Regions from separate parts of the Mus musculus genome. Here all the other regions are linked to region 1. Evidence: chromatin loops called from intact Hi-C (ENCODE). Cell type or tissue: heart. All regions are shown on one strand.

What was found. Hi-C counts contacts between places; a loop is a spot of excess contacts. Peaks named below come from ENCODE experiments on the same cell type or tissue, not always from the same donor. Only the 100,000 strongest peaks of a DNase experiment are listed, where the experiment ranks them.
Region 2: a loop joins it to region 1, with 8 times the contacts of the local background. A loop is called at or near these places in 4 of 42 quality-filtered maps.
Region 3: a loop joins it to region 1, with 18 times the contacts of the local background. A loop is called at or near these places in 9 of 42 quality-filtered maps.

What each region holds. Positions count from the first base shown.
Region 1 is chr7:129,303,455-129,311,454 of GRCm38, reverse strand. Plpp4 (phospholipid phosphatase 4) reads right to left here. Exons shown (of 7, transcript NM_001080963.1): 2 at 3,723-3,831. Among named protein-coding and RNA genes, the nearest start is that of Plpp4, 50 kb to the right of the region's middle. In heart, a CTCF peak has its summit at 4,325 (motif pointing right); no DNase peak of the experiment used is centred here; H3K4me3 peaks cover 257 bases; H3K27ac peaks cover 352 bases.
Region 2 is chr7:129,232,112-129,240,111 of GRCm38, reverse strand. No RefSeq gene overlaps it. Among named protein-coding and RNA genes, the nearest start is that of Plpp4, 21 kb to the left of the region's middle. In heart, a CTCF peak has its summit at 4,463 (motif pointing left); no DNase peak of the experiment used is centred here.
Region 3 is chr7:128,856,571-128,864,570 of GRCm38, reverse strand. Gm32884 (a long non-coding RNA gene) reads right to left here. Exons shown (of 6, transcript XR_869964.2): 2 at 2,835-2,904; 3 at 927-982. Among named protein-coding and RNA genes, the nearest start is that of Gm32884, 4.2 kb to the right of the region's middle. In heart, a CTCF peak has its summit at 4,270 (motif pointing left); no DNase peak of the experiment used is centred here.

The DNA.
Region 1 (8,000 bases):
GTGGAGGTGGGCTTTGAGATATCATATATGTTGAAGTCTGGCCAGTGTGGCACACAGTCTCCTGCTGCCTTTGGATAAAGATGCAGAACTCTCAACTCCTTCAGCACCCTGTCTGCTTGCATACACCATGCTTTCTGCCATGATAATAGTGGAACATATCTCTGAAATGGTAAGCCAGCTCCAAGCAAATGTTTTCCTTTATAAGAGTTGTCTTGGTCATGGTGTCTTTTCACAGCAATAAAACTCTAAGACAATGGTAAAGATGATTTAAAAAAAACAAAACAAAACATAGAAGTGTACCTGAATCTCCTCTCTGACCTTTCCAGACCCTATTTTATATCAGAGTATATACGCAGGGTCTCTGCAGATATGTTGCATACCTGACCTGACTTCCTAGTCTCCACAGCCTTTATTGTCTCCCTAGCTACAACATGTTCTTTGGAAGTATGCCCTGAATACACAACACAACATTAATGGGGGGTACACTGAGCAGCATCCATAACCAGCTGACAAAGCTACACCAAGAGCAGGTGTTTAGCCATGCTCTGATAATCCCACATACACACTCAGCAAGAGATGGTGACCTCCTTTGAATAACAACACAGCCTCTGGCAATGGGCTGGCTGCTTGTGAATAATGGGGAAATGCTAAGTCAAGACTCGGTGCTTCTGAAAAGAATCCTTGTCTTTCTGGTCAACAAGAACACAGATCCATCCTGGCAAAAAAGAAGCTCTTGGCGTTGGACAGTCCACCATACCCAACCTGTCTCCTGCACTGAAGGAGTCACAGGCAGGTCAAGTGTGAGTTGGGGCTTTTCTGAGGATGTCATTACTATTTATTCTACTCTGACTGCACTTGACTCAATCACCAAACCTATATTATTTTTCTGGTTACATTTGACCAAGAGTTTTGATACACACAAACACACATGCATGTGTGCTCATACATGTGTGCTCATACATGCATGCTCATACATGCGAGCTCGTGCATGCATACTCATGACTTATGACTTGGGGCCATGAATTACTGGATAAGGAAGCACCTGGGTCAAGGCTCCCTAAGAAAGCATTTCAGTTAGAAAGTAGGAAAATTCACCTTCAGATAAGAACATTCCAACCTACGAAAAGACCCAAGATTTTCCATACGGAAGAAAATTTAGGCCAGTGAGGTGGATAAGCCAATAGAGGCACACTATGCAAATCTCTACTACCTGAGTTTCATCACAGGAATCTACATAGAATAAGGGAAAGAACCAAGCAATGCTCCCAAGTTGCTTTCTGACTGTGGCAAGCATGCCACGGCATGTGTGCATGTGTGCATACACACACACACACATACACACACACACACACACACACACACACACACACACACACACACACACTAAACAAATGAGTAGAATTTGAGCTTCCAAGGGGACTGGCCTAGATTAGATATCAGTGAGACTATGTTCTCTAGTCAAAATTCTCCTGAAGACACTGGGAAATCTGAGGGCCCAAAGCTGACAAACAATAGATATTATTAAGCTCTTCATAAAGTCTAGGAGAATAAATCTAATTATGGGATGACAAAGTATTTTCCACCTTTGCGTTTTGGGTATTTTAAATGATGTTTCTGCTCTCCTGTTGCTCTTGTGGGCTGCACTGGATTTGTAGCTGATAGAGTGTCCTTCATCACCCACTATTAACTAAGGAAAAGGTTGAGCTTGTTTTATTTTAAGATTAGAGAGTGAGCCAGTCCAGGAAGTCAAATCGACTTCTAGCTTCCAGAAAGTGTGGTGCTGGATGCCCTTTTTGCATCTCATTCCAACCACTGGCAATATGCAAATTGTTTCAGCCCACTTGTGTCTGTAGCTAGAACACTTGTGGTGTCTGCATTTAGTCTTCAAAACAATCCATTGTTCATAAATCCAGGCCGGAGCTGCAAATTCCTCTTGGTGTCCTGTATGAGCATTCATCTCCAAATTGCCTTTTACTGCACATGAAATGTGAAGCCCTGGGAAGAACGGGTCTGAGTGATAAACAGACGCTTTCCCCTAATTGTGCTGTGAAGACATTAGCCACATACCAGTTCGTTCATATCTAGGATTTATTGAGTTAGAATAGAATTGGAAACGAATCTTATTGTAATACGTGAGTATTTGTTATGCCCTACTGCCAACCGACCTTAATATTTCACTTTCTCTAAGATTTACAGAAACCTATTTTCTTTTTCCAAGCTGAAAAGTAATTATGAAAGCAACTATAATAACACCTCACTGTCCACACAGGGTAGCATCCATTTTCATAACACCTGACTGTGCACACAAAGTAGCAGCCATTTTCTTAACACCTGACTGTCCATGCAGGTTAGCAGCCATCTTCATTTGCAGATATGGGTATCTTTCCAACTGTCATTACTTAAAACACTTTACTCCGTGAAATAACACCATTTCTTTCAAATAGTCCAATGTGTGTCGTGAATGTTCTGGAACAGTCATGGTGGGTCAAAAAGGAATCACCTCCCATCCACTAGGCAGCCCATAGGAAAGTTTTGTTATTGTTCCTAGTGAAGGGGCAGCACGTGACGGCTTCCTCTGCTACAGAGCTGCTCACTGGCAATGCTCCAAGAATAACAGCACTAGTAAGGAGTTCCCGACTCAAACATCCAGGAAAGTCTCAAGGAGGACAGTTGAGCTCCATAGTTGGTTACCCAGATCATACACTGTCACCCACTAACTGTGGCATCAGGGTCATTCCTTCATCTCTCTGGGATGAACTTCTGACCCTGAAAGCCGTGAATAGTAATGACCCCTTCCTCTCTGACATAGTCTAGGACCATATAATGTAGTCTCTAATATGCACTGGCACACAGGGAGGGAAAGGGAAAGGCTATAATTGCCGTGTGGTAAGAGGAGGGAAGAGTAACCCCACTCTGTCACTTGATTAGGTGTTTCCTCATTTGTTCTAGGAGATGCAGATAACATCTAGTGTTTGATATGGGGTAGGCTGTCCTTTGTTTGTTTGTATATGTCCGGGTATATGGTGTAAATGTATATATTCCTTTTGGCATGTGTATGTAGCATGTATAGAGGTCACTAGTTGAAATCAAATGCCTTCTTCAATGGTGCTCCACCCTACATATTGAGTCAAGGTCTCACACTTGAACTTATCGCATACATAGTGATTTGGCTAGTCTAGCAAGCACACTTGCTGAGACTCGCCTTTCACGTGCTGGGATTACAGACTGGTCATCAAACCCACTCAGCATTTACATAGATACAGGGGATTTGATCTCCAGTTCTACACTTGGGTGGAAAACATTTTACCTAATGAGTCATACCTCAGCCTACCAAAGGGTCATCTTATCACCAGACAAGTGGTTAGCAGAGCTCTCTGTATTGCCCAAGTTGGAAATTTTCAGGCTTATCCTGAAAGGAGAAGGGACGGTAAATTCTTGTCACTAGCTTCCAGTCTGACTTTACTACACTGTCACTATGCGGAAACATTCAACTTAAGTCAGGTAGGCAAATCCGCTCTGTTTCTGAAGTGTTGGACAGTCACAGTCTCTCAAGTGAGCAATCGGTGCCTGTCATGCTCTGGAAGCGAGTTTCAATTGGATGCGCTACCTTCCTCTTTTTCTAAAGTTGCCTACTGTCTTCAGCCTAGCACAGCAAAGGTCAAAGCCCATTTGGTGTGTAGGTGGGCTAGTGGACACACTGGCCACCAAATCGTGGTACTTACAAACATGAGGCGGGTAGGTATGTTGTCTGACTGCACCAAAGGATTTTTATAGAGCCAGATCTCTTCCGGCTGGATGACTCTCTGGAATGGATCCAAAAATTCTGTAAAACTGAAACAAAACAGAGAAAAAGGACATGACAGCTGAGCACTCAGGGGCCGTGGAAAGGGCTTCCCAGGGGAAGCCATAGTTTGCATGCCCCCAGAAGAGTCTTCCCGACTTCTGGGAAGGGGAGAAACAAGGAGCCTCTGATGATGAGCCTCAGCCAGTTCCAACCAGAGAAAGACAAAGCAACAGAGACTCTAGCATCCTGTCACCCATGGCAGTAAGGACTCATTCCCTGGCTAAGGAGACAGCCAGGAAACAGCTTTGCAAAGACTCTAAGAACCCAGGCTCCCAACGTGAGCTGAAAGCTCAAGTATCACACAGCGGCTCACTTGGGGCCAGGGCCCGGCCAGGCTGTGAGCACAGTGTCTGAGAACAAAGATCTGAAACAGGAGTGGACTCAGCAGGTTCCCTGGACCTAACGAGGGGACAGGATGTTTCCCCGCCCTCCCTCCCATTGTCCAGATGAGGTCATGATGCTGCTTCACCTCCACTAGGGGGCAGTGGAAGGATGAGGTGAGGCGACGGGATGTTTTCAGTCTGCTAATGGGCTAGCTCTAGGCATCTTCCCTCTTCGTCTTTTTACCCTCTGAGAACTACTCCTGCCATGGTAATCTAGCACATCCCCAGCCTGGGCTAGCTCTTCATTAGTTGGACAACCAAAAGCAAGCCTTAAATAAAAAAGTGATGGGGGTTGGGAGACAGGCAATATTATGAATCAGACTTCAGCCAACGGCCTTTGCCCAGCATTTCCAGCCCTGCCTCCACCTAAATTTCATTCAGAATGGTTTCAAGCATGAATTGTTGGAAGCTGGAACATCAAGAAGTTCCAGTCTTCCACTGCCTGGCTGAGAAATTTTGATCCTGAGCCAAAAGGATCTAGAAACTTGGGTCTTCCCATAGTCACCCCTATTTTAGTCCTGGATCCAGAAATTCTCCTTGTTTTAGGCAAAAAAGGGACAGTCATCCAAGAGCGAGGTTCTAGCAGAACTGTCCACCTTGGAACCTCACTATGTATCCTAAACTTGGGTGTCATATGACCTTAGTCTGTCTGCACGTTCATGCACGTTTTCAGCAGTGAGTATACAAGGACTGTGGACTGAGAGCCTCCTAGGAGAGCTGGCCCCACTAGGAAGCCCTGATACTGCCAAACTTAACATACACTCTGAGCAGCTTCACAGTAATACCATCAAACAGACCAGCGTCCCAGTGAATTCTAATGTGCATCTATAAGAACCCATAATCCTCCATGCCTGTTTCTATATGCCTTCCTGCCCTTCCTTCTATTCTCTCTTCTCTGCATCCTCACATCTAACTGTCGGTGGGGTTTTAAATGCCAAGAATTTGTGTACTTAGGAATTCAAAAATAAAAAATAAATAGAGCTGTCTTTGACAGATCTGTTTAGCCCTGTGACAATAGCACCTCCACCTGAAATGAAAGAGTCACCTGGAAAACATTTGCCAGGGTAGTAATTGTCATAGAGACCAGCCAAACCCTCACCAACCTGTGCCCAGAATGTGTCTATTGTAGAATGGGATCCCAAGTGTGTCAAGAACCTGGTCTGCAAAACTGCTATGGCCCTGTGTACTTTCTCCAAAGCAAGGATCTGAAGAGCACTTCCCTGGGCACCAGAGAACTGCTCCGTGGCACGATCCTCCCATGAAGCTGCTCTATGCCACTTAGTAAAGCACTGCCCTTTGTGGGGCTGCAGTGTACACAGGTGCAATGGGGCAGCTTGGAACTAAATCAGAGGCCACAGCTGGAGATGGGTGAGAACTTCTGGAGGCTTGTTAGCCAGATGTATGTTATGGTATCCATAAACAGTATGGATAGGACCTGGGGGTGTGGATTTTAAACCATTCTCCAGGTCCCAGGCTCCAGCTCTGACGCCAGTAATCCCTTAAGGGACCTGAATTCTTGACTTCAAGAAACTTGATGACTTAATTTTCTTGATTGACAACCCTGGGGTTTCAATCCAGCCCTGGCTGTGTGGTGCACAGAAAGTGCTTTTCTTAATATCGCTGAGCCTCAGTTTCCTTTTTGTGAGGTGAACGTATCTCACAGATCTGGAATGGAAATTAAATTGAAAGAATACACATGGAGGTGGGGAAGAAGCTTGGTTGGTAGATGCTTGCCTGGCAGGCACGAGGCCCCAGGTCCCATTCCCAGTGCTAGATAAACATTGTGTGGTTGTGCACACCTATAGTCCCAGCTTTTAGCCAATAGAAGCTAGAGTTCAAACAAATGAAGGCTAGCCTGGGCTCTATATGAGAAAGGAAAAGAGAAAGAAAAAGAGGGAAAAGGAAACAGAAGAGAAGAAATAAATAAAAGAATGGGAAGGGAAGGGAAGGGGAGGGGAGGGGAGGGGAGGGGAGGGGAGGGGAGGGGAGGGGAGGGGAGGGGAGGGGAGGAGGATTTGTGAACTGCATAGAACACATAGTATTTTTTCCACTTACCACCACACTCCAGTCTCCAGTGTGTGTTTTCACCAGTTTTTAGTATATTCTTTGACTGTGTCACAGCCTGATCCTTGCCTCCAGGTATTTTAAAAGCATTTTAGATGAGATGAAATGCAATAAAGTTTGTCTAAAAGATATTTTTACACCACATAAGCTGCTCGTGATAGCTAAACCTTCAAGAATATCCTGATCACCATGACTCTATAAATCAACCTAAAATTTTTGATTTTGCTCATGACTTTGTGGCTCAGGAAATTTTGTGGGTCCTGCTGAAGAGCTCTTGCTTAGCCACTCTCCTTCTATAGAGCCTATAGTGCTGCACTAGGCATTATCAAGATGGCCACCTGCTGCCGGCAGCCTGACTGGAGCTGAACTGAAGGACTGACACATCACACCCCAGTCCCCAGGTACTGAGAATTTCATCCTGTATCCCAAGAGAAGCAGACCAAAGCAAACGGCGTCTCCTGATCCAGCCTTGAGAATGGATAATGTCGTCTGCATACTTTGGATGTTCATGACTCCCAAGGACTCGTGTTTGAACACTTGGTTTCTAGGAGGCGCTGCCGTTTTGGAAGGCTATGGAACCTTTAGAAAGTAGAACGGAGCTGGAGGGAATGGGTCACATGACATTTATAGGTCCACATTGTTTCTTGTGCTCAGTTTCCCAATCTGCCCAAATATAAGTGAACAGCCTTAGCTACCACTTCAGAGAGATGCTTCTGTCTTCCCTGCCAAGGTGGACTGTATCCTCCAACCATGAGCCAGAAAGGACACTTCATCCCTTAAGGATTTTTAAGTCAAGTATTCGGTTACAATGAGAAGACTAATGAAGCAGTCAGTCTGACCACACTTACGGGTGAATCTTAAAGTCTTCTTCAGAGAAGGGAAACAGATGCCTTCCCTTGACAGATATAGTAAGTCTTGACTACAAAAAAGCAGATGGTAAAGAATATGGCTTCAGCTACCACTGAAGCGCCATCTGGTATCCACAGGGTGACACTAACTGTAGTGGTACACAGCCCACTGTCAGAGACCCCAAAACCTTGACTCCCATTTCTTCCCCACAAAGCAGGCCATGGGGAAGAACTGGGAGTCAAGACACATCTGTCTCTGCATCTCTCTATCTCCTGCCTATGGTGGTGTTAATGTATACATGCATGCGTGTTAGTGGAGGCCAGAGGTCAACTAACCTCCCATATTGTTCCTCATATGTTGCCCCCTTGTTTTTTGACACGGGGGTCAATGAGACTTGGAATGCCCACTAGGCTAGACTACCTGCAGCAAGTTCTGGGGATTCACCTGTTCTGCTTCTCTAGCACGGGGATCACTCATGTATGTCACTGTGCCCTTCTTTTTAAGAGGATGCTGGGCTTAAACACATGTCCTCATGCCTTTGTGTTAAACACTTTACTCAAGTTATGTCCCTGGTCTAAAACTTTTACGTCCTAAAGGTCAGGTGCAATTTTTCTAAAATGCTGCAAATACTGAGACTTTTGACAATCCTTTACTGTACCCGGAGTGGCTGTAGCAAAAACCCCACATCTATCAGGCAAATCATATCCCCTGGGACCAATAGTGCTAAGAAAGATAGATGTCCCTTCTCCAGCCACTGGCGTCTGCCTCAGAGAAACCAGACAGGAAGGCAGCTGCTCAGAGGACCCAGGGCTTATAAAAGCAAATGGGGTCAGAAGAGGGCATGTAGAGGATAGAAAACA
Region 2 (8,000 bases), 71 kb after region 1:
CTGAGTCGTAAGCCACATAGAATAGACTTCCCACAGGAGGTAATTAGTTCGGGGTAGGGGATGCTAGACAAATACTGGGTTGTAATAACAGAGTACTTCCAGCTTCCTATTTTTACAATGTGGCAAAGGAGCAAATATCAGGATGGACTTTTTAAAAAGATTCACTCTGTTTTTATGTGTGTGCATGTGTATCTATGCACATGTATACCATGCAGGTGCTTTCGAAGGCTAGAAGTGGGTGTAGATCCCTCGAAGCTGGAGTTCTAAATGACTGTGAGCCACCCAACATAGATCCTGGGAACTGAACTCAGATCCTTTGGAAGAGCATCAAATGCTCTTAGCTGCTGTGCTGTGTTTCTAGCTCCCTGGAGTGTGTGTGTGCATGTGTGTGTGTTAGTGCAAGTGTGTGTGAGTGTGTGTGTGTGAGTGTGTGTGTGTGTGTGTGTGTGTGTGTGTGTAACGTTAGACACATATAAGGATCAGCTAAGAGCAATTTGGACATCTTTTCATGATACCCAGAGGAGGAAAGTTCAGGTGGGGAAAGCTCACGCCTGCCTGTGAACTCATTCTTGTTTGGGATGTTGTCATTTGTATCCAGCCGGTGGCATTTTCCACTCTTCCTTTCCAAAGGGACTTCCATAGCAATAAAGAGCAGTAAACAGGATCCTCAGTAAAGAGGGAGGTCACCTCCATTCTGGAAGAAGGAACACAAGGTTTCTCAAAGTGTGCTCCACAAGCTCCCTGCTCAGGGTCGCTAATGCACTTATTAAAAATGCAGATGTCCTCCTGAGTCATCGTCTCTGGGAACACAGGCTCTAGGGCCGCTCCGGACTAAATAAGATTCATGGTCACAGAAGAGAGGCCTGGTGGAATGAGATGGTGGGGGTTAAGTCGAAGTTCATTTCAGGTCAGCAGGATCTTATGTCGAAGGGTTGGTTCATTAGGAATAAAGACATGGCAACTGAATACACAGCTCCCTATCCCCTCCCTGGTGACCCTCCATGAGTCTCTGGTGACCCATGGTGTCTGCTTTGTCACTTCAGAGTCCCCATTCCCCACATCCTTAGACAGTCCCTGCCCATGAACAGCTTCAGGACGACAGAGGACTACTGTTTTCCTGTTGATGTCAATGGATGAAAATAGGAAGGCAATGGCTAGCCTGGTGTTGGTACCTTGACTAGTGCCCCCAGTTTCCATGCCTGCTTCTACTCTGGCTGCCTGCCTGCCCAGAGCTGTCCATCCACTGCCTTTCTATGGCTACATCATGGTAGCTGGAGCAGGCAGGGGAAATGGATCTTGGTCTTGGATGCTGACCCTGAACCCCATGGCCTGGGGCTGTAGTTCATTTGGTACAGTACTTGCTTGGAATACACAAAGCATTTGATCCCCAGCCTCTGTACAAGGAAAACATGTATAGGGGTACAAGCCTATAATTACAGCACTTGGGATGTAGAGGCAAGAGGGAACAGAAACTTAAGGCCATTCTCAGCTACATAGTAAGCTTGAGGCTGAAATGATCTACACATCTTGTTAAAAAACAGACAGACAAAACTCTACCAGTGGCCGAATAGACTGTAACATCCGCCATGGACCAGGAGGGTAGGGGCACCCTTAGGAAGTCAGAACATTCTCCCTGCCCTTTAGTTGCTTTTAGACAATGTGTTTCACGTTTCAATGAACCATGTATTTATTCATAAATACCTATATAACATTTTCTGTGTTCCAGATACTCTTCTAATGGATTTGTAAATACTAATTCACTTAATCTTATAACAACATTGATAAAGAGACTATTTTTTCTAATATAGCTTTACTTATTCTTTGAACACTTTATATATGTAATATATTTTGATCATATCCACCTCTTCCCAACCTGTTATCATGTTAATGGTGCGTGTTAATGGCAAAATAAAACACATCTTTAAAGCAGCCCTCTCTTACATTTCAGCTACAGTATCCTATCCTGAGACTCTGGGGAGACGAAGCAGTGGTTTTCATGGGTGTGAAAGAAAACAAACACATAAGAGAAGCTTTCCTCCTGGCGTCACTGGAATCAAGAAGTGTGAGGTGAGCAGCTGCCTGGCTTCATGCGTGGCCCAGTGTCACATCTGGGAGCCACTGTGGCCTGTGTGAGGCAGAACGTGTGCTGGTGGGTCACTGCTTTGCACGTCTAAGAACAAGAGGGCAGTTTGCTTCTCACACTTGAGCCTCATCCAGATAAGCTGGCATGCTGCTGGTATGCTGAGAAGATAGTATCCGTGAGCACTAACAACTTAGCCCTAGTCACATGAGCAGACTTAAACTAGATCTAAATAAGACACATCCTTGTGGTTGAAGTCTTCATTCAACACACAGTCAGTAGCTACTATGGGTCTAGGATGGTGGCTCTCACCCCATGGCCTCTGGAGAAGCAGGGATTTCACTTTTGTTAGAGATGACAGTTCTGAGCCACTATGATCTACAGAAGCAGATGCTGTTCTATGGGGTCCAGCGTATTGTACTTTACAAGCCTCTGACTATGAGAAACCCACCCCTGAACAAAAGGGGCCAAGATATTATCCATCACAGTAAAACAAATTCTATGTCCTTGTATTGAGTAAGATTTTTGAGAGTTTGTCTGAACTATGTGACCACAGACAAACCATCTATTCTCAGGAAGTCTGTTTTCTTGTGTGTACTACTACTTGTATGTACATACTGACATATGTTCAGCAGTGAGGCAGACCTGAGATATATGGTGCTGATGGAATTAAAGGAAAAGATACATACAGAATGTCAGCAGCACGTGGAATGTGGCCAGTGTGCAAGATAACACTTGTCACTAGAATTCTTACTGTTGCCGTTATCCATGCCATAGCATCTGATAAGTAGTTTAAGTATTTAATAAATATGTAACTGTTTTCCAATTGTTTATGAGTCAGAGGTTGGCAAGCTAAGAGAGAAAAGGGACTCACCAACTTGGTGGGGTAGCCAGGCAACAGTGTAACAGAATAGGTCTTCTTCAAAATAATTGTCTGCCTGCCCCAACTTTTTCCCCCAGTAGCCCGCCTACTGTTAAAACCTGTAACGTCCACTATCCTCGCTGTAAGATCCCTGAAGTGTCGAGATGGCCCTCCAGTCAGATTCCCTCCAACAAAGGAAAGACTGATAAGACTCTGTGCAGAAGAACAGAAGCAGCTGGTAAGGTGTTCAAGAAGAAAAAGACATCGTGCATAGTGCTTTGGGTCAACAGTAACGGGGTTGTCATGCAAGCATGAGGACTCAAGTTCAATCCCCAGAACAGAAGTAAAAAGCTGAGCATGGGGACACATGCTTGTACTCCCAGTGCTGGGGAAGTGGGGAGCCCAGTGGCTAGCAAGCCATCCTAACAAAATCAGTGAACCCAGGGCCCCAGTGAGAGACCTGATCTCAAAAACGTTGGGTGATGACCCTCAGTGTTGATCCCCGGCCTCCACACGCATGTGCACATACATCTGATCACATGTGTGAACACACACAAATAAACAGATATTGGATCCTGTAGCTTTAATGATGTCTACTTCCAAAGTCCACTTCACTGGGGATTAGGACAGTATTGTCTGCCGGCCTTGTAAAGAAGCCCCCTTCTCTCATGAGGACCTTGAAGTCCCCATGTCATTCTGGCATTACAAGTGATGGATGAGCCACTGTCAGTGAGGTTAACCAACTGTCCCCAGAGCCAGGAGGCTGGAGTCAACTCCATACAATGTGGCAATGAGCACAGACTGTTCTTTGAGTGGCAGACCACAGAAGAAGGGTCATAAGAAAGTGTTCTCAACGGGAGGGAGGTTGATGCCCCCCTTCTGACTTTGTATCAGCAGGACTCACTGTGTCTGTGGCGTTTGTTTTCTATCTGAGAAAGGCTGGTCTTGAATCCAAATGGCCGTGCCTATACACTTCATTAACCTGAGAGACAGCTGTGTGAACTCCCCTGCTCAGCGATCCACTTTGACAAGCTCCCCTGCTATTGTGGGTCCATCTTTTTCCTTACTTATGGCTGGACCTTGAAGAGTCAGACAGTGTCTCACTGAGCAGAGTGCTGTGTACACACTGCGTGCTTCATGACTGGGGCAACAGAAGTCAAGGCAGAAACAAGCAGGTTGTGGGGCCAGAACCTGAACCCAGCAGCCAATAGAAGCTGGTGACAAAGGAAAACTTTTTAATGGAGAAATTTAATTTCAGAGGCAAAACATCTACCCAACGTTGTGAAGTCAACAATTTGATTTATTATCTGTATGTGAAAGTTTTGTATGAACAAGACACTTAAACATTTATAAAATTAATATTTAGCTATTATAGAAGGGTTTGTAATTGTCTAATAATAGTGCATAATTAAATAGCAACTTTTAACATTACAGGACCAGGCTCCATTCAAACACAACAGTGTTTAGAGTGAATGTGAAAGATTTATTATTAAGACTTGAAGTCTGTGAGCCATGAGCCCTCTAGTGGCTAAGGCACACAGTGCTGCCGAAGCCTCAGCCTTTCAGTCCATCCCCCATTGTCCATCCCCCATTGTCCATCCCCTCACCCCTCACCCCTCAGCAGCCATGCCCTGAGTCCTGGGGAAATGGATAGGGGCCCCACAGTGTGTGAATGAGACCCACTCTTCCTCCAGGACAGGATCCCTTATTTTAAGAGAATTCCTGGGGAGTAAGAAAATGTCTCCCCTTGGGAACGCTGAGGTGCACCAGGTCAAAGCAGGGAGAGTTCCTGAGGTGTTGGTCCACAGTAATGCCTCTGTGCAGATTTGAGCTTTCCCTGGGACAAAGCATTCAGTCTGTAATAAAGGCACTGCCCATAGGTGCTAATCCCAAAGTTCCAGGATGTGTGACTTGCCCAGGGTCCATCATCTTTCTGATTGTATTTGGGATGTTTCCTCTTCAAGAGGGCCTTCCTCCACCATCCTGCATAAATCTATACCACCTACTACTCAGCTAGCCCCATGGAACATGGCGTGTGTGTGTGTGTGTGTGTGTGTGTGTGTGTGTGTGTGTATGTGTGTCTATGCATGTCTGTATATAAGGACTGAACCTAAGGCCTCATGCATGCTAGACAGGTAGAGCTATATTAGCTTATTTATTTATTTATTTATTTATTTATTTATTTATTTACTCACTTACTCACTAATTTTGAAGACAGGGTCTCACTGACTTGCCCAGGGTGAATTTTTTCAATCTGTAGCCCAGGCAGGCCTTGAATTTGTGATCTTTCTGTATCTTCCTCCTGAGTAGCTGGGACTATAGTTCTGTGCCACCAAGGGTTCACTTCAGCCCTGGCTACATCCTGGCCATGTGTTAGTTATACACTCTCACACCACAGCAGGTCCAGATCCATCCATTCTCTATTCACTTCTAAGTGAAAGCAACCAGCTAGGGTTTGGAACATCACAAATGATAAGATTAGTTACAATGACTAAATCTCAAGCCAGGGTCCAGTCTCAGAGACGTACTTGATCTCTCTGGCCTTAGCTGCTGGAGCTCCTGGACATCCACTTGGGTTAGCCACAGACACTTTATCTCCATGTCCAAAGCCAAAGTGCATCTTGACCACAAATTCTTTCCCCCTTTGTTTTATTCAACACTTCAGACGAGGACCTCTTTCTTCAATCAGCCATATGAGCCGCAATCTAGGGTGTCCCTGGACTCCCCTGAATATCTCACTATAGCTAATTAGCATGGAGCCTGCTAATTGCACCTCCTGAGCAGTCTCATGGACACCAAGCCACATCACTCTGCAAGCATGATTCCCATTCTTTAGATGAAGCAGGCTTGCAGAGGAATGTGTGACTTGCCTGTGGCCTTGAAATCTATTGTTCCATCTACCCGTTGCTACTGCTCCTACCATCATCATTTAGTTGACCATGTGAGTTAAGTAAGCTGTGAGTTCAGGATAGATAGATCCCAAGCAAGATAGATCCCAAGATATCCTCCCCCATTAAGAGTCCACTGAGCAAGTTATGAAAACGCCCAGCCTACCATCACACGGTTGTGAGGGACTAACAAACAGATCACTGCTCCCTTCTATCTGCCAGCCATGTACGGCATTACTCTGGCCCTGGGCCCCATTCTCATCTGGCTGTTCAATTGTCATGGTTCTAGAAACTTCCTTTTCAGGTTCTCACTTGGAGAACTACTTCTATCATCATGCAAGTCTCTTGGCCCACTGGCAAGGTCTAAGATGTTGCTGATGAATGGCTGTTGTAAGGATTCTAAGGAGGTGAACTGTCCCACTGTAACATGATGACAAGTTTCAGACTGGACCTGTGTTGGGGTTGGAATGCAGACTTTAGTTTTTATGTAATCCCAGTAAGGCAGCAGTTTCTGGATGCAGAGTCAGCCCAGGTGAGAGGAGTGTGCCAGGCAGCTGCTCATCCCGTGATTCCAGTTGTCTGTTTACATCAGTTACCACGGCAACCTCATCTTTCAAGTTTGGAAAGTCTTATGAATACGATCGTACTGGTATTATCAATTTCATGAGAAAAACAGGCAGATGCATCAACCCTCCTGGGGAGTGCAATTTCCTTGGAAGCCTTTTGCAATCTGGTAAATATGACCAGGAAAACAGCGATGACATTCAGTTCCACCCCACTAATGCAGGCTTTCTAAAAATCTAAATTATGTGTTTCCCCAACCTATGTCCTGGTGTGCAATTAGCTCGACAGTATCGTTTTGATTAGATAAATGAAAGAAATTTCTAGGTTTTAAATTGGCTTCTCTTACAGATGGGTACTGGAAAAGACATTGAATTGTTCCACACAACTGACTAGGAAACCAATGTGGTTCTGAAGTTGATCAAGGAAGCCTCCTTGCCTGCAGCATCCAAGGACCTGCCCTTCTCCAAGCCCAGTTTTGCCTCCCACTGTGGCCATTGTGAAGCTGCGATTATTTATTTATCTTTTTGTTCACCTTCTTCTCTCCCAGAGCCCCAGTCCTCTCTACAATGCCTAGTCAGTAAGACACCAGAGATAGAGTTGATTTTGTACTTGCTGTATGCTAACTGCTCTTTGCAGTGGTACATCATCGCCAAGCTAAGATGAAGGGGCTAATAGAGACAAGGTCACATTGTTAATAAGATATAAAGATGGGTTTTGAACAAAGGATGCTTACCAGTATCTTACCTAACTCAGCACTCAGTTTGACAGTCTTTTGAATGAATGGGTACAAGAGTCTAAAGTGAAGACAAACATTAAATAAACCATTACTCAACACCTATAAAACCTCAGAGAGCTATGGATCATTGTGCCATGAACTGGTAGAGAGCTCACATCTAGTTCCCAATCACGAGAACAACAGATGGGACTTCTTTTTGTTTGATTTTTGAGTCAGAGTCTTATTCTATAGCTCAGGCTGGCCTGGATCTCACTATGCAACCCAGGCTGGCCTTAAACTCATTATGTAGCACAAGAAGACTGGAGTTTCTGCAATTCTGCTACTTCAGCCTCTCAAGGGCTGGGATCACAGGTGTGAGCCACCACACCCTGCTGGAAGTGACATTTACTTTACTTATGGGACAGTGTGCAGTGTGAATGGATGTGAGTGCTCTCTCCTTGGAGCCATGGCTGAGTCAGAGCTCAGATCCAGAGTAATGTCTCCTGTTGGTGATGTGGACCACAGGCCATTTCCTCTTCCTGTCTACAGACTTCTGACTCTCTGGAGATGAAGTGGGTGTACTCATGAGCTCCTGGTCTTGGAACTGAAAAGAAAGAAAGTGTATCCACAGGTGGAATAAGTGCACATTCCATGGAGGCGCCTGGTGATTGGGAGCCAAGGGAATCTGCTTCAGAACGCCCCCTTTCCCTCTGGAGGATGCTAGATGGTTCCGGGGGTTGGCTTGCTCTCAACGATTCTGGAATCGATGAGCACCATGTATGTGCAGGGTGAGTCAGCTTCAGTTGGTTGGGTTTTATAGTCATGATCATATAATAATCTTGACTAACTAAGATGTCACTTCTCCCTGGATGTCCTGTCCCTTTATGTATC
Region 3 (8,000 bases), 450 kb after region 1:
GGAAGGAAGGAAGGAAGGAAGGGAGAGAGAGAGAGAGAGAGAGAGAGAGAATGAAAGAAAGAAAGAAAGAAAGAAAGAAAGAAAGAAAGAAAGAAAGAAAGAAAGAAAGAAAGAAAGAAAGAGAGGTTTATTTTAGCTTACATCTGAGGGACTATCACCTATCATGGCAGGGAAGGCACAGTAGTGTTCAGTTCTACAGTGCTGGGTGTGTGATGCGACTGGTTGCTCACATCTCATCCCCTCACTATAGGAAGTAGAGGACAGGAAGTGGGAAGGAGCTTACAGTCTGAAGGCCTATGCCCACCCCTGTTTACTCACTCCTTTCATTACCTCCCAAAACAGTGCCACCAGATGGGATCAAGTGTTCAAACACACAAGGCATTTCATATTGAAACCATGAGAGAGAACAGGAAGTTTTGATCCAAAACAAGTGACCCTATCTCACTGCATCCCCCACTCAACATTTTTTTTACTCCAAGGTACCTGTTTCTGTCATTATTCTGTTGCCATCTATCACAAAACCAGAAATGGGAACCTGAGGCTAGGAGAAAAGCAAAAACCGTCCTGTCTGACTTCTCATCTGGAATCTGACATACGGCAATATGTCTAAAGCCACAGTAGGAACGGCTTGATAGCAAACTAAATCACCAGCAGCAAAGAAAATCGCCCTAGGGTTTGTGCCCCCTCCACCCGCTCCTGCAATGCTCATCAGGAAGGATTCCCTGACAGTGCAAACCTCAATCAATCACCAGGACTCTGAGGATGAGGGAGGATTCAGGGAACTCCCTCTAGGGGCGAATGACTCTTTAACCCCCACCTCAGCTTCCTAATAAGTTTGTCTCCAAAAACTAGAGCAACATTCTAACAAATGCAAAGTGAGAACTTCACTAAAACCGAATGACATCTATTGGCACAAAACAACCTACCTCTGAGACTCCGCATGCGCAGTCTGCTGGACTGTTTCTCACCATAGCACATTTTTCTATTGAATCAGAAAATAGAGAGAGAGAGCATATCAAAGCACTGAGTGCAGGTATTTTAACTTAATGAAAAGAACATGTCAAAATTTAATAGGGGAAAATAGGTCAGCTCCTATTTTTCATCAAGAAAAAGGGTCTCTGTAGGACAGTCTTAGAATGTGCCACCACTGAGAAAAGATTGCTGCTGGAGAAATTGAAACTGGAGCCTAAGGGCTTCCTCTGTCTTTGACTCTCTATCTCCCTAAGTGATAGGAAATGTGGTTTATTTGTAGAAATTCAATGTAGATTGCTTGAGGAAAGTTGACACGAACAAGAATCTATCAAAATAAAGACAAATGCTTCATAAAAGGCAGGTCTACACATGAAAGAAAATGCCATGGTTCTGCTGGGGGTTGGCAGTGGTAACCGCATCAAGGTAGAGCTGGCAAATATCACCAGTTACTGTGCATTAAATTTTGTCTAGTTAATCATGAGAACCAAGGTCAGTAAAGGAGTGACAAAGCAAAGCCATCCTGAGCTTGCCAATTAGCATGACTTTCTTCTCTTCCTACTCCCGTAGACCTGCTGGAATCATCACTGTGCTTCACTGCATGCTGTGCAAGGACTGTTGCAAAGATTATACAACCATCCTAAAAGTTGCCACATGGTCCTCTGTGTCATCATTAGTCAAAAAGCAGAAATAGCCAAATGTCCATCAATGGACAGATGGATAAATTCAGTGCCATACACATACATCTACACATACACACACTCTCTCTCCCTCTCTCTCTCTCTCTCTCTCTCTCTCTCTCTCTCTCTCTCTCTCTCTCTCTCTCTCTCTCTCAGAAAAAGAGAGAGAGAACAAGCCATTTACAATGGGAAACCAGGTCAGGGATGTTTTACAAAGACCATGCTTACTCCACATGAATGAACTTAAGTTTTCTGGCCCACTTGAGACTTGGGATCATATCCATTCTGACCGAACAAATCTCTTAAACTCTCTTGTCTCCCTTGGGTTTACACCGCATCCATGGATATTGCAATGTGAGAAGTTTACAATTAAAATTCACATCATATATTTGCAGGCAGCAACAGAACTGAATGAAGTCATTAGCATCCCGTGGCTTCCTAAGACTCTAGCCCTCAGTACAATTTTCTTACCAGCTACTGCTGGTTTGTCTAGCATCGTTTCCCCAGGTGGGACCAGTTCTGTTCGCTAGAACCTTCTGTAGCTTCTCATCTGTGTGTGTCTCACCCACCCAAACCCAAGAAGCAGACTTCAGAGTCACGGTTTCTGTAAGGTCCCAAAGCGCTCCCCACTCAACCCCAGTGAGTCTCTCCTGTTCCAGACGAGGCTTTCCAGACTGAGAGAGGTCCACAGAGAGAGAGCAGCAAGGCAGGAGGAATGAAGTAGGACCAGGTACAGACGTCACACTGCAGTCCCAGCTATCTTAGTGATAAGAAAACAGAGGTACCTTTGAAGCTGGGGGCAGGGGAATGTGTTTGAGGAGACTGGGGGAGTTAGAGAAGAGGGTCGATATGGTCAAAATTTGTGACTGGAATTCTCAAACAATAAATTTAAAAATACATTTTAAAAAAATGTGTGGGTTGGAGAGATGACTCTGCAGTTAAGAGCACCGACTGCTCTTCTAGAGGTCCTGAGTTCAATTCCCAGCAACCACATGGTGGCTCACAACCATCTGTAATGGAATCTGATGCCCTCTTCTGGTGTGTCTGAAGACAGCAATGCTGTACTTATATACAATAAAGAAAGAAAGAGGGGGGGGGGAAGGAAGGAAGGAAGGAAGGAAGGAAGGAAGGAAGGAAGGAAGGAAGGAAGGAAGGAAGGAAGGAAACACACGTTTATAAAGTGACCTGGTCATGCTCAGGCTAGCTCCTGTTCATCCAGTAGTTGGTCACTTTCCACGGAACTATCACCACGACACTGAAAGAACATGAAGACAATGTGTACAGATCAGTTCCAGGGCAGACAGGGAGGCTGGCCTCTGTGGCTTGTCCCATGTGGCTTGTCCCGTTCAGACCCTCCCAGGGCACTCACCTATGGTTAACTGTCTGCCTCGACTACGTGCTAAGATTCTCTGCCCCACTTGGAAAATGCCCCACCCTTAGCATCTCTCACTTGGGACGCTTTGGGGCAAATTCTCTGTCACTCCCGGGGAGAGTAAGATGTCCTTTACAACTATCTCCAGAATGTGGGTAGCTTTCCCCAAAGCTCCAGGATTTAAAGGCTTATTGTGTGGTACCTGGACCATCTGAGAGGTCCTTAAGTCCTTAGAGGTGTGTCTTACTGTGGTACCTGGACCATCTGAGAGGTCCTTAAGTCCTTAGAGGTGTGTCTTACTGGATGAACAGTGTGCTCCACCTCAGGTGATTCTGAGCTTCTCCTCAGAGAAGCAACATATTCAACTTTGGACCAGAATCAGGAGCCAAAACAGAAGAGTTTTCTTCATAAATTAACTCCCTCGGGTATTTTATTGTGATGGGAAGCTGACTAATACACTCCTTGGAATAAATGTGTGCCATCTGGGCAGAGGCTTGGGGGAACCAAGCCTTCAGATTGCTTCTCAGTCCAGGAGAGTATGAATCTGCTGTAAGCCTGGGGCGGTGACTGTGCCTGGGGCGGTGACTGTGACATCAGTGCTGGCATCGGGACAAATGGAAATCCCTCTGTGTGATTAGTCCATTTACTCTGATCTTGATTCTGCCAGCCTTTCTCCTGCCAGATGCTGCACTGGGATTTTGGGCTCCCTTTACTTTCTCTTCCCTAAATCCCAAGGGAGCTGTTAATAAATGGAAGACTTCCCAGTGAGCAGGAGCTACATGTCATTCGAGGCCACAAGGCTGGAGGACTTCCAAAAGGGACAGGTCTCACTTGTGTCCTGAAGCAACACGGCTGGGACAGTATGCAGCAGAGCCAAAGTTCCAAATTGAAGCCCAGGTTGGCCTTGGACTCACTCTCCTGCCTCTGCCTCCCAAGGTTTTGCATCTTATCAAGACCATTTAGTTGCCAAAAATGCAAATTCGACAACTGATTCCACCCATGGTATCCTCCAGCAAGAGTTGTCCCCCAACTTCTCAAAGTCACTCTGAAATGATAACCTGTTCCACTAGAGACTCAGTGGTGGTGGCCTGAGAGGGGAAGGGAGGAGGGGGAGTGTTGTTGGGTTCACCTGACACCCACAAAAGGCACCTGCTGTGGTCTCCTTAGTGTCTAGCAGTGCCTTGAGCGCTTCCTGTGGACCCATAGACCTCCTTGATTACAGTGCGTGCTCTAGCGCCATCTGCTGGAAGCTTGTGAATTGGTCTCCTGCACTCAGCCATGATTTGATTAAAACAATTTCTGCCAAGTTTGGGGTGGGACTGCTTGAGACAGAGACTATTAAAATTTGCTGTATCAATCCTTACTGATTCAAATAATCCTCCTATTTGTTGTGTCCCTTGAATTTCAAGACCTTACTCACTACATCTCACTTCAAAAAGATACTCTTCCAAAATTAAAATATTCTCACTGCAAGGCATTTGCTAATTCCAAAGAGAAATAATGGGGAGAGGTATTACAGATAAATGCAGCTCTCATCCCTCATCAAAGAATCTTTTCTTGTACCTGACAGAGGCCATTACAGAGATCCAGAACTGGTCAAATTGCAGAGACTAAGTGGCCATGGGGTGCCCAATTCCAAATGGTACATCTACAATGCAACCCCTGTATCTCAGGCTCGGAGAAAATAACAAGAAATGTCATATAATGGTTGTAAGAGTCAGACAACCAGGGTGCCTGCTGTGAGATAGTATCCTCTAGACACGACAGGGATGCTACCCCCATGAGATCTCAGCAGTGTGCATGCCTAAACAAGACCTACATAAGACCACATCAGCCATGCCGATGTGGATGGCCCTACCTCTAAATGAAGGACAACGACAACTAATGGCTTCTGAGAAAAGGAGAATCGTTTTTCTTCAGGTACCAGCTCCCTGGTAGCATCTCTAAATTCAAGAGGTCAGCCCTAAATATTAAACAGATTCAGTAGTGTGTGTGTGTGTGTGTGTGTGTGTGTGTGTCTAACAATAATAATTCTATAAGAAGAGCTTCGAGTGTTAGGGAGGAGAAGTGGGAGGGGTTGGAGGGGCAGAAAAAAGGGTGGAAATGATGTAAATACAGCCTACGATGTAAATACAGTACTCATGTATGAAATTCTCAGAAAATAAAAATTTAAATTTAAAAGCCCAGGGATACACAAGCTCCAGGCGAAGCAGGTCTGCCATTTGATCACTAATCTCTCAGCCTCAGTTGTCATTTTCAGGCAGAAAAACAAAATTCTACCACTGTGTTTCCTGGTACACTTCCTCAGCAACATTCAGAATTTATTAGAAAAAAATATGGAAACGGAGCACTGAGACACGGGAAAGGGCTAGCCTGGACTTCTTGGTAACCCTGTGCTAGGTGCTGAGCCATGCCCTGAAGATTCTAGTAGACAGGAACTTACATTCATTTGAAAATGGAATCTGCAGATATAAAATTGGTTGTGGCCAGGGGCAGAGAACTGGCTCAGTGGGTAAATCTTCATAAGTCTAATGACCTCAGTTTGATTGCCAGGACCTGGGTAAAAAAGGTAAGAACTGCCTCACAGATCTGTTCTCTGATGTGCACATGCGCACACATGCAAACACACATACATATAACACATACGTACATAAACATAAATACACATGCATATCTCAAAATGAGTGGAGGATTTTTTCCTCTTTTTAAATATTCTGGAATCATTCACATGAAATTAGAAGTATTTGTTTTTTGAATGTCTAATAGAAATCCCCAGTATATCTATGTATATAATATTCTCTGTGGCAAGATTTATAACAAATAGTTCAAATTCCATTTAATTGTAAGACTATTTGGTGACTGGGGAAATGGCTCAACCCCTACATGGTGGCTTATGACATCTGTAACTCCAGTTCCAGGAGATCTGATGTCCTCTTCTGACCTTCATGGGCAACAGACATGCATGTGGTGTACAGACAAACATGTGGGCAAAACACCCATACACATTAAATAAATATAAATTATATGGACTGATATATATAATATATGGATATATATGGATGTATAAATATATGGATATATGGATATATGGATCTATGTGTGTGTGCTACTACATACCACATACTACATGGACACACACAAAAATTACAAGACTTGCTTTCTGGGCTGGCGCCCTGAGCGTCTAGACCTTGGGCACAAACTCAGCAGCCAGCCCCACAACACCCAGAGGCAGCTTCACTCCCAGGTACTTTAACACGCCCAGGATCACAGGATCACAGGAGCTTGGTCACATCAGGATCTCAAGATCCCAAAGGCAGCTTGACTCCCAGGAGCTCGGACACACCCAGGATCTCATGATCACAGGATCCCAGAATCACAGGATCACAGAGACAGCTTAACTCAGAGGAGTTCTGACACAACCAGGATCACAGGAAGGACAGGCTCCAGTCAGACCTAGCCAGGGCAGGTAGCGCTAGAGATAACCAGATGGTGGGAGGCAAGTGTATGAACATAAGCAACAGAAACCAAGGTTACCTGGCATTATCAGAACCCAATTCCCCCACCATAGCAAGTCCTGGATACACCATCACACTGGAAAAGCAAGATTCAGATCTAAAATCACTTCTCATGATGATGATAGAGGACTTTAAGAAGGATATAAATAACTCTCTTAAAGAAATACAGGAGAACACAGGTAAACAGATAGAAGCCCTTAAAAAAGAAACACAAAAATCCCTTAAAGAGTTACAGAAAAACACAATCAAACAGACGAAGAAAAGGAACAAAACCATCCAGGATCTAAAAATGGAACTAGAAACAATAAAGAAACCACAAAGGGAGACAACCCTGGAGTTAGAAAACCTAGGAAAGAGAGCAGGAGTCATAGATGCAAACATCACCAACAAAATACAAAAGATAGAAGAGAGAATCTCAGGTGCAGAAGATACCATAGAAGACATTGACACAACAATGAAAGAAAACGCAAAAAGCAAACAAGCTCCTAACCCAAAACATCCAGGAAATCCAGGACACAGTGAGAAGACCAAACCTAAGGATAATAGATATAAAAGAGAGTGACGATTCCCATCTTAAAGGGCCAGTAAATATCTTCAACAAAATTATAAAAGAAAACTTCCCTAACCTAAAGAAAGAGATGCCCATGAATATACAAGAAGCCTACAGAACTCCAAATAGACTCAACCAGAAAAGAAATTCCTCCCATCACATAATAATCAAAACACCAAATGCACTAAACAAAGAAAGAATTTTAAAAGCAGTAAGGGAAAAAGGTCAAGTAACATATAAAGGCAGACCTAACAGAATTACACCAGACTTCTCAGCAGAGACTATGAAAGCTAGAGAATCCTGGGCAGATGTTATACAGACCCTAGGAGAACACAAATGCCAGCCCAGGCTACTATACCCAGCAAAACTCTCAATCACCATAGATGGAGAAAACAAGAGATGCTATGACAAAACTAATTTTACACAATATCTTTCCACAAATCCAGCCCTACAAAGGATAATAGATGGAAAACACCAACACAAGGAGTGAAACTACACCCTAGAAGAAGCAAGGAAAGTAATCTTTCAACAAACCCACACAAACATAATTCCACCTCTAACAAGAAAATTAACAGGAAGTAACAATCACTTTTCCTTAATATCTCAGTATGAAAATTAATATTACCAACATATCCTAATGAATTGAAATTCAAAATATGAGGAATTAGAAATTTGCTGGCTGTCATCAGTGTGTTCTCTAATTTGGTAGTGGGAGAAATAGGTTCAATATTGTACAATCCATATACACTTTCTGCTTGTTTGTAAGTGACAGGGTCTTGCTATGTGCCGCATAATGGTCTTGAAATCATGCTTCTCCTATCTCAGCCTTTCTAGGATTGTTTATTTGATGTTTTTACACTATACTATGGTTTTCAGAACAGCTTACATATTTCAAAATTATTTATACAGCCAAA